Regions from separate parts of the Homo sapiens genome. Here region 2 is linked to region 1. A link is a loop called in an ENCODE intact Hi-C map of the cell type or tissue named here. Cell type or tissue: heart right ventricle. All regions are shown on one strand. Each heading gives the region's core, and the rest is flanking DNA. Links, peaks and the distances in the headings are about the cores only. Region 1 overlaps NAV3 (neuron navigator 3). Region 2 overlaps NAV3 (neuron navigator 3).

Region 1 (5,394 bases), core at 264-5,263:
AGGGATATATCTTTTAAAGCAAAACACTGAATAAGAGAAGAACCATAATGACACTCAAGTTACTAAATAAAGATCTTGCAGTTAACCCAGCTTTTAAAAGTAGACCAGGTCCAGATATACACAAATACCATATAAAAAGCTCACTGTGGTCTGTTTCCCACCTTAGGATCTTTCTAGCTATTTTTAATTTCTTCTGTTCCAACCTGCTCATCCAGTCTCACATCCTGAAAGCAGGTCTCTCTCTTGGTCCTGCACCCTTGCTTCAACTTGCTTCAATACCTGTTATTAGCATTATTTTCTTGCTGGACCTGGAAACTCTCTGTCAGAGCTGGGAACCAGAAAGGCCAAGACTGTGTACGATCTGAATTGTAGAAGAGAAGTTTAACAAATCGGGTGAAGTCAAGTATCCAGCAAGAAGGAGGCATTGGCGGGATACTAGATGATGCCAAATAGGTGACTGCATTGTTGTGTAAGGAGGTGTCCTCTCTCTTGGCTTGGAGGTATTGTGAAACTTCTGTCAGCTCATTGCAAAGTGGTTCCAAGGGTCACCGAGTGGGAATGTGTGAATGGATCACTGGAAAACTCAGCATCAAAAGAAGAAGCTCATATTACAATCCTTTCAGACCATGATAAGCACATATAAAGAATATTACACCGAACAATCTCTTTTTAAATGCAAGGTGAATTTCTAAGGTAATTTGTCTGTAGATTTAGTTGTGGTATAAGACTATTTGTATCCAGGTTTCTCCTTCTCTTCAGCAGTGTTCATTGTTTAGCTTCAGCTTGGATCAAGTTAAATTGCTCACTTTTTAGGCTTAAAAAATGTACAGATTATATATTTCTCTTTATTGTCCCTGAATGCTCACATCTTTCATATAAACTTGCTGTACCTTTTTTTTGGACAATTTATTGAATTTCTACAGGGTGATATTTTTGCCAGAACTTTTTATGTTATTATTTTGACTCATATATTATTTGGATTCTGTTTCACATTTCTTTTCTCCTCAAAGCACCTGCTTTTTATACTATTTCTTCCTTCCTTTGGCTGGCTTTTTGATATCCACACTTGTGTGTTGCCTTCCTCCATTGAATACAAGGTTTACTATTATCTCCAACAATATGTTCTCTCAGCTATTGTCTTCTGATTCCAGCTAGACCTATTGTATTACAAAAAAAAAGACTATTTCGGTAAATGTAAACCCTTTCAGTTACCACTTCCAGGTCTGCACTGTGGACCCCAGGTAACTTTCCTTGTTTTTGTTAATCATTTGTGTGTGTGTGTGTGTGTGTGTTTGTGTGTGTATCTTATAGGCATTATAGAAAATATACTTAGAAAAACAGATTGAATATAGATTCCTAAAAAGAACCTGGGGTTCTTTGAATATTAAATTCCTATTTTTTTTTTTTAGGAATCTATAGTCATTTTAGGTGTCTTTTTAGGTTCTTTTTAGGAATCTATATTCATTTTTTCAATATTAAATTCCTATTCAATATTACCTAGAAGCCACAGAAATGATTATAATGCAGATTTTAAACAATCATAGCTTTTACTGTAGGTCTGGATGTAATTGTTTTATTTAGAACAGGTTTGCCGTCTCTAATTGTGACGATCAAAAATATATCCAGACAATGCCAATGCCAAACATCTCACAAAGGGCGGGGGGCATTGCCCCAGTTTACAACCAATTTAGACCCTGTCTTGTTTAAAAAAAAAAAAGATTTAGTAGAATTAAAAACATACAAAATATATAAAATTTCAAAACATATGCAAATAAAATGGGATTATATGAAGAAAAGAACACTAGAAAAGGATAAAGCTAGAGGAAAGGCCGATACATAAAATTTTTGCTGTGCAATTCTGTACAGTGGCTAGGGGTCGTCCACACATTTGGATCTGAGCTGTTGAGCTGTTAAGATTAAGTGAGTAATGTTGCTTTAATCAGTGCATTTGTGCTGCTATGACAAAATACTACAGACTGGGTAATTTATGAACAACAGAAATTTATTTCTTACAGTTCTGGAGCCTGGGATGTCTAAGATCGAGGTGACGGCAGGTTTGGTGTCTGGTAAGGGCTAACTCTGCTTCCAAAATGGCACATTGTTTCTGCATCGTCCACAGGGGAGGGATGCCATGTCTTCACACAGCAGAAGGCCAAAAGAGAATGAACCCACTCTTTCAAGCCCTTTTATAGGGGCCTTATTCCCATCTATGAGGGCTCCATCCTCATGACTTAATCATCATTTAAAGGCCCAACCTGTAAAGCTATCACATTGGTGATTAAGTTTCAACATATGAATTTGAAGGTCACATTCAGACCATAGCAATGCCCAAAGCATGAGCTAATATTTGGTCAGGAGAGTCACAACTTTACTTGCTTCTAGGTGTGCAATAAATTTTTTTGAGTTGTGTTTATAGGGATAATACAATGTAGTTTAAATAAAAAATTTCTCACTAACATTTTTATTCCAGATTTTAATTATTATTTTCTCCCCTTATCCCTCCATTCTATATGGACTTGTTTTAAATTTTTATTTTAATGGTTCTATTAAATATTTTTTCGTTGGGCAGAAAGAATATAGTCATATACATATACCTACATATGATACATGGGCATACTTATTCATCCTGTAGTCTAAATATGTAGAGTATATGTTGCATACAGCATTACAGCAGCAGTAGTTAATATGAAATCACTAAACTTCTAGTCAGGTGGCCTGAATTGGAGTCCTTTACTCCAACTGTGTCATCTTGCATGTTTTTACTCAATTTTCTCGACTTTGGGATTAGGACAAGAATAGCAACCTCACTTAATTGTAGCCAGAAATAAAAGCGTACTGTTATAGCATCATAATAACGTTAAGACATTACCTATCATTTTTGGAAGCAAATGAGACCTACAAACACACAATTTTTAGCACAGGCTATTCTTTTTTTAGAATATCAATAAGCATAGAACTAACGAGAAAAATTTACACACAGTTTTGTATAAATATGTATATGTGTGTATATATATATATGATATTCAATAGCTCCTGGATCCATCTATTTTAATAAAAGGAATCTTGTGGAATACAAATACACTTCCCAAATTCAGGCAGTCTTGTTTTGAAGAAAAACAATCTTAGTAGTGATTTATGGGATAGAGCTCAGATGGGTTTGTGCTTAGATTGGGGCTCAGTGCAGTCTGGCACTGCCTTTAGAAGAGAGGACCATGTGCTCTTGGACTTTGACTAAGAACCTATAACATCCTAATATTGAATGACTTTATTTCAGATTTTTGCTACAACACTTAAAAGAACCCAAGTACTTTATTTATTTTATTGCAGAAAGAAGCATATCTACAAATCATCACGCTTTACTTCACCATTGTTGAATGTTTTTTCCTCCTATGTTTAAGTCAATTAAAAAACCAATGTGGAATAGACAGAAATTTTCTCATCTATTGAAGTTTTGGATATTAGTGATATCTTTTAGAGGTTTTCTATTTTTTCATATTTTCATTAAGTTTGATTAGGCTAATACTTTTTTTTTTTTTTTTTTTGAGATGGAGTTTCACTCTTGTTGCCCAGACTGGAGTGCAATGTCACGATCTTGGCTCCCTGCAACATCCGCCTCCTGGGTTCAAGTGATTCTCCTGCCTCAGCCTCCCAAGTAGCGGGGATTACAGGCACATGCCACCATGCCCAGCTAATTTTGTAGTTTTAGTAGAGACGGGGTGTCTCCATGTTGCTCAGGCTGGTCTCGAACCCCTGACATCAGGTGATCTGCCCACCTCAACCTCCCAAAGTGCTGGGATTACAGGCTTGAGCCACTGGGCCTGGCTGATTAGTTTAATTCTTTAAACATTAAGTGTACCAAAATACTAGCTTTACAATGCAGTGCACTCCAAAAAGCACATAAAGATTACTGATCTCTGAGTCATATCTCCAATTCCGGATGAACGAAGATTGGAGAGGAAAGGGATAGGCTTATGTAGCTGAGAAATGAATTCACTCAAGAGTTGATAAGCACCAAAACCAAAAACACATCCAATACTAAATGACAAAGTGTCTGTAATTTCAGATCCTCCTCCATTAAAATCTATTAATAGAGATTCAGATTTTGTGTTTATTGCTTTAGGTATGAACTATCTGAGAATCCACTGTCAGGAGTTTATTCTCTAAAAGTTAATTCATTTTGTGTTTGCATAATGAATGAATGCAATGTATTTAGAAATAGTGAGGATAATATATGCAGGAAGATAATTCTAATAGAAAAATCTCTTGAAGGATAAATACGAAAATGTTGGAAGAATAAATGAGTTATCACATAGGCTGACCAACTGTACTGGTTATCTTCAGACTGTGCTGATTTTAGTGCGCAGTGTCTTGTTTTGGAGATTCTTCAGTCCCAGGCAAACTGGGATGATTGGTTACTCGAGTTATGAGTCCAATTTCCTTGATTTTCTCCTTGATTTCATTCTAGTTTTCTATAATAGTCTAATTATTAGTTCTAATTTTATAGTAGTTGGAGATCTCATATTTATCAATTTTTAAATATATTATTGCCTTGTTAAATTAAGGATTCGTTGTTAGATGCTGTCAATTATCTATTTCAGATTTAATGGGAAATGTCCTTTCTTTAACAGGAATTTTTCAAATTAGAAGTAGCTTCTTCAGAGGTTTTATTCAAAGGAGAATGATTTTTTTTCAATGAGGTTCAAATATATACATTTGCTCTTCATCCCTTTTTCCTACCATTTTTAACCAGTGTTGGCAATGAAAATAATACACTTTCCTTTTATGAAAAAAGCTTTGATTTGTCAATAAAACAAACATGTCTTAGTTCCATGAGTTCATCATCAGGAAATTTCCAACCTAAATCTTACGGGCCCTGAGTTGAATATAATGATATCTTGAGGTACTGCAGTGAATTTGTTTTTTCTATACCTTCAGAGACTACACACAGATATCAAGACTTTCTTTTCACTTCAACAGTATGCTTCTCCTCTGTAAGACAGACAGGATGTGGTCTAGGAGAAAGTCCACACTTTAACAATAGGCCATTGACAGAATGTGTGGGGAGTACAAAGAGGAAGAGAGCATCTGTCTACACCCAAAATTATCAGAGGCATTTCTGTGTGTGAGAATCTTCGATTTCAAAAATATGTTTTTAAAGGTCACCCGTTTTCCTTCTCTGTTTTTATTGGATGAGGAAAATTGCCTTCAAGATAACAAAACATTTTAAATTCAGGGGAGGAATTGCATCACATTTTGTCTAGTTATCCCAGGCAGAAAATGAATTCCCTCAGGCACTAAACACATTTTCTTTAGCTCTTATGTATGATCTATGTGAATCAAGCTGAGAAAATGAAAAGGGTGGGAAGATGAAATCCAACTGAAAGCAACAGGGCA
Region 2 (5,394 bases), core at 340-5,339, 61 kb after region 1:
AACCCCATCGTCTCAGCCCAAAATCTCCTTAAGCTGATAGACAACTTCAGCAAAATCTCAGGATACAAAATCAATGTGCAAAAATCACAAGCATTCTTATACACCAATAGCAGACAAACAGAGAGCCAAATCATGAGTGAACTCCCATTCACAATTGCTTCAAAGAGAATAAAATACCTAGGAATCCAACTTTCAAGGGATGTGAAGGAACTCTTCAAGGAGAACTATAAACCACTGCCCAATGAAATAAAAGAGGATACAAACAAATGGAAGCACATTCCATGCTCATGGGTAGGAAGAATCAATATCGTGAAAATGGCCATACTGCCCCAGGTAATTTATAGATTCAATGCCATCCCCATCAAGCTACCAATGACTTTCTTCACAGAATTGGAAAAAACTACTTTAAAGTTCATATGGAACCAAAACAGAGCCCGCATCGCCAAGACAATCCTAAGCCAAAAGAACAAAGCTGGAGGCATCACGCTACCTGACTACAAACTATATTACAAGGCTACAGTAACCAAAACAGCATGGTACTAGTACAAAAACAGAGATATAGACCAATGGAACAGAACAGAGCCCTCAGAAATAATGCCGCATATCTACAACCATCTGATCTTTGACAAACCTGTCAAAAACAAGCAATGGGGAAAGGATTCCCTATTTGATAAATGGTGCCGGGAAAACTGGCTAGCCATATGTAGAAAGCTGAAACTGGATCCCTTCCTTACACCTTATACAAAAATTAATTCAAGATGGATTAAAGACTTAAATGTTAGACCTAAAACCATAAAAACTCTAGAAGAAAACCTAGGCAACACCATTCAGGACATAGGCATGGACAAGGACTTCATGTCTAAAACACCAAAAGCAATGGCAACAAAAGCCAAAATTGACAAATGGGACCTAATTAAACTAAAGAGCTTCTGCACAGCAAAAGAAACTACCATCAGAGTGAAAAGGCAACCTACAGAATGGGAGAAAATTTTTGCAACCTACTCATCTGACAAAGGGCTAATATCTAGAATCTACAATAAACTCAAACAAATTTACAAGAAAGAAACAAACAACCCCATCAAAAAGTGGGTGAAGGATATGAACAGGCACTTCTCAAAAGAAGACATTTATGCAGCCAAAAGACACATGAAAAAATGCTCATCATCACTGGCCATCAGAGAAATGCAAATCAAAACCACAATGAGATACCATCTCACACCACCTAGAATGGCGATCATTAAAAAGTCAGGAAACAACAGGTGCTGGAGAGGATGTGGAGAAATAGGAACACTTTTACACTGTTGGTGGGACTGTAAACTAGTTCAACCATTGTGGAAGTCAGTGTGGCTATTCCTCAGGGATCTAGAACTAGAATTACCATTTGACCCAGCCATCCCATTACTGGGTATATATCCAAAGATTATAAATCATGCTGCTATAAAGACACATGCACACATATGTTTATTGTGGCACTATTCACAATAGCACAGACTTGGAACCAAGCCAAATGTCCAACAATGATAGACTGGATTAAGAAAATGTGGCACATATACACCATGGAATACTATGCAGCCATAAAAAATGATGAGTTCATGTCCTTTGTAGGGACATGGATGAAGCTGGAAACCATCATTCTCAGCAAACTATCGCAAGGACAAAAAACCAAACACCGCATGTTCTCACTCATAGTTGGGAATTGAACAATGAGAACACATGGACACAGGAAGGGGAACATCACACACTGGGGCCTGTCATGGGGTTGGTGGAGGGGGAGAGATAACATTAGGAGATATACCTAATGCTAAATGACGAGTTAATGGGTGCAGCACACCAACATGGCACATGTATACATATGTAACAAACCTGCACGTTGTGCACATGTACCCTAAAACTTAAAGTATAATTTTTTAAAAAAAAGAAAAATGTGGTAAAGATTATTCCAAAAGGTAGGTGGTCGTGAAAACCAAGCTAACAGGGAACAGAAGGACACAGCAGTATTTATTAAATTTACTTCAGAACTACTGCCAGATTCACTTTAATTCTATCCTATCTTATTTTGGACTTAAGACCAAAAGTTGTTTTCATGACTTTTTCATTACACTTATGTCTACTGTAATTTTTCTTCTATACTTTATCTGTGTCAGAGTTGGTGTTTGCTTTCTGAAGTGCTGGTTGTACCATATGGTTGCTTTAATTTGAGGAAGTATCTTATTTAAAAAAAAAAAGTAAGAAAGCGATTTGAAATGAGTATGTATTCAATGCAGAAATCAGTTATTCTCATATTTAATGCTTTGTGATAGAGAAGTCAGTATATTCTCCCCGTGGTCTCCAAATGCATTTGAATTCATCTCAAATTATTTCATTGAAAGTTCACCTTTTGTCATACAAAAATGGTAACAATGTCTTCAGGGATCTGGGGCTTTTCTAATACCAAAATCTTGGATTTTGAGATTCAAGATGAATAGATGTATTAAAATTTATAGAATTGCTTTGGGGGAAACACAAAATATATTGCCTCTGTATTTATTACTAGCAGTATTTAAGTGGGAAAAATGCTTTTTCTTTCCTATGCATTCTTTATATCATCAGTGATTCATTTTGTTTGAAAGGAATTCTCTTTAGATTTTAGATCATTACCTTAACTTCTCTTTATAGGGAAAAAATTACTATAAAATTTTAAAAATAGAGAGGATCTTCAAAATACATGAGTCCAGTGACCCTCACTTATAGGACTGTTGAGAATCCAGAGACTTAGTGTGATTTGTCTAAGAGTATGAATCTTTGGTGCCATAACTTACTGTATTTTTTTCCTTTTTCACATTTACTTTCAAATATATTCTGTTTATGTTTTCTTTCTACATATTAAGTTACATATTTATATCTTCTGTATTTTATGTCTAAATTTAATGCATTTCTTACTCTTGGAAGTTTTTGGAGTAAATGACAATACAACCCACAATCCAGGAATAGTATGTTTAGCTTTTGTAATAGTAATTATCTTATTGTTTACTAAAACGTGTATTAAATATGGCTGACCAGACCCATAACAATATGAGCACAAAAATTACTACAATAATTTACTTTTGTACATTGAGTACAGTGGAAACATTTTGAGCTAACTAGAACATTTAGATTGCTGTTAACTACTGGACATGACATGATGGCCTGCCAACTCCCATCACTTTCGTGAGTACCGTTCCCACGATCTACTGGGTAGTTAACTGTCACTAGACCTTGCTCCCTCTGGTCACTTCTGATTAGACAAAAGGTGAACTTCTGATCTAAGCTATACCAATTCCATTTCTTCTCCCTGAAAATTGTGGAGCATGCAGGAAAGGTAGAGAGCTATAGGCACTGGATTGATTAACTCAGATATATAGGAGCTGAATTTGCCGCAAACTTGCAAAGAAAACCAATTTCTGTACAATGAGAGAAGAATAAAGCAGGGAAAAGCAGGGTTGAAATACATTAGAGATAAACACAGACAGACAGACACACATCCACACACAGAAAGGCAGAGAGACAGAGAGACAAAGAAAAATGAGAGAAAGCAAACAAGCTTTTGTTCCCCAATGCTTTCCAATTAATTTCCAATTAACAGCTTATTGGAAAGAGCCAGCAGATCGCCCTTAGGAAAGACGAACCTCTGAATCTTTATAATAAATTCCATTTTCACCTAAATTTTCTTTGCATGAGTTTATGTTTATTGCAATCAGTATAAAAAACACACTGCATTTTATATTTGAATGATATATTGAGACAATCATTAATACTGCCAGTAAAGAAAAAAAAATATTGGTGGCAATGGACTAGGTTGAGGGATTAGGAAATAATGTCCAGGTATTTTAGCAGACTATTAAAACTCCGACTGAGCCACACAATCTGAGTTCAAATCTCAGTGGCACCAGACACTAGTTATGTGATTTGGACATGTTTCTTGATCTCCCTTCCTTAGTAAAATGGAAATAATAATAGTATCCACATTACAGGGATGTTGTGATAACTTAATGATTTAATTCATATAAGAGTTTGGATGAATGTCTGGCACATAGTAAATCTGTATAAGTGTTAAATATTGAACTACTAACATTTATATTGACCAGGAGTAAAACTGCTAACCCTATATAATTTTGAAGAAAATAAATATTTTACCTATATGAAATACAGTTGCCAACTTCTGTCATTACTTAATAGTTACATCTTTTGTTTTTCACTTATTTGCCACCATCCTGGTCTATCTATATGGCTTCAGTGCCCTTCAAGCAGCCCTCCCAGACTCCATTATCTCTACTTTCTAAGAAGCTATGCTGATTGTCACTCATCCGTCAAAAACTCTAAAATCTGATTTCAAATCTGACATCCTTTGTCCAGCTTGAATTTCCTGTGTGACAGGCTCATGCTAGCTACTCAATAAACAAAGGTAAATCAAAGTCTCTTACATAATGGAGTTCCAGGGTGGTGGCGAAAGCCATGTGTGAAGGAAGAGCGTGTACAAGGGCCTAGCATCAGGAGAGATGATAGCTCATTCAGGTAACATGTATGTATTCCCAAGTCTGTGTCTTTGCCAATTTTATTCATCTATGTGGAAAGCCATTGCTTTTTGTCTTTCTACAGGTTGAACTTTGGTTGAAGTAGTTTCTAGTTGCCTCCAGGTGAGAGTTTTTGGTAACCTTCTCATGTCTCAAGATCGAGCTCAATTTCATCTCTTTTATAAAACTTACCCACTTCAGACTTCCTGATTATTTCCTTGTAATAATTAGTAACAGGTATCACTAGCTATCTCTATCACATGAATGGAAAAATGCATGAACACTTTTAGGGCAGTGATGTGCCATTTCAACCAAACGTTAACTTTAGAATAACTAAGTAGCAATGTGTTTGTGGAAGGAGAAAAGACTTTTATACAATCTTCAATATTGTATTTATCTGTTTTATATGTAGGAGTCCTCATAACAACCCTATAGAAGAGGTATCATTACACCTGATTTTTAGTTAAGAAAGCTAAGACTCCAGTACCATTTTCTAAGACTAAACACCTAAGAGCAAGCTAATTTGTCAATATATTCCACACATATGTGATACTGAGCCGGTGAACAGGCTCAGTAAATGTTAACTCACTGCACTATTTCTTGTCTACATAACGTTACATGTGTATCACATACTTGTAAGGATGTGTGGATGTTTATCAACTTTTCTTTCTCAGAGTAAATGGCTGAATAAAATTGATGACATGCATATTAAACACAAAGTGATTGCCACAGAATTTCCTTCCATAATATTTTTGAAAGCTGGAACTAAACCACTCCCATGTAGATACTATAGAGTTGTGGTTTACAGTGGTTTTTAGCATATTTACTATATTTTATTATTTTAAAACATAATGAGCTGTTGTAT

The links. Hi-C counts contacts between places; a loop is a spot of excess contacts. Peaks named below come from ENCODE experiments on the same cell type or tissue, not always from the same donor. Only the 100,000 strongest peaks of a DNase experiment are listed, where the experiment ranks them.
Region 2: a loop joins it to region 1, with 1.9 times the contacts of the local background. A loop is called at or near these places in 3 of 110 quality-filtered maps.

What each region holds. Positions count from the first base shown.
Region 1 is chr12:77,842,129-77,847,522 of GRCh38, forward strand. All of the region lies in intron 1 of NAV3 (neuron navigator 3), which reads left to right. Among named protein-coding and RNA genes, the nearest start is that of NAV3, 14 kb to the left of the region's middle. In heart right ventricle, for the core only: no CTCF peak of the experiment used is centred there; no DNase peak of the experiment used is centred there; H3K27ac peaks cover 1,496 bases.
Region 2 is chr12:77,902,740-77,908,133 of GRCh38, forward strand. All of the region lies in intron 1 of NAV3 (neuron navigator 3), which reads left to right. Among named protein-coding and RNA genes, the nearest start is that of NAV3, 75 kb to the left of the region's middle. In heart right ventricle, for the core only: no CTCF peak of the experiment used is centred there; no DNase peak of the experiment used is centred there.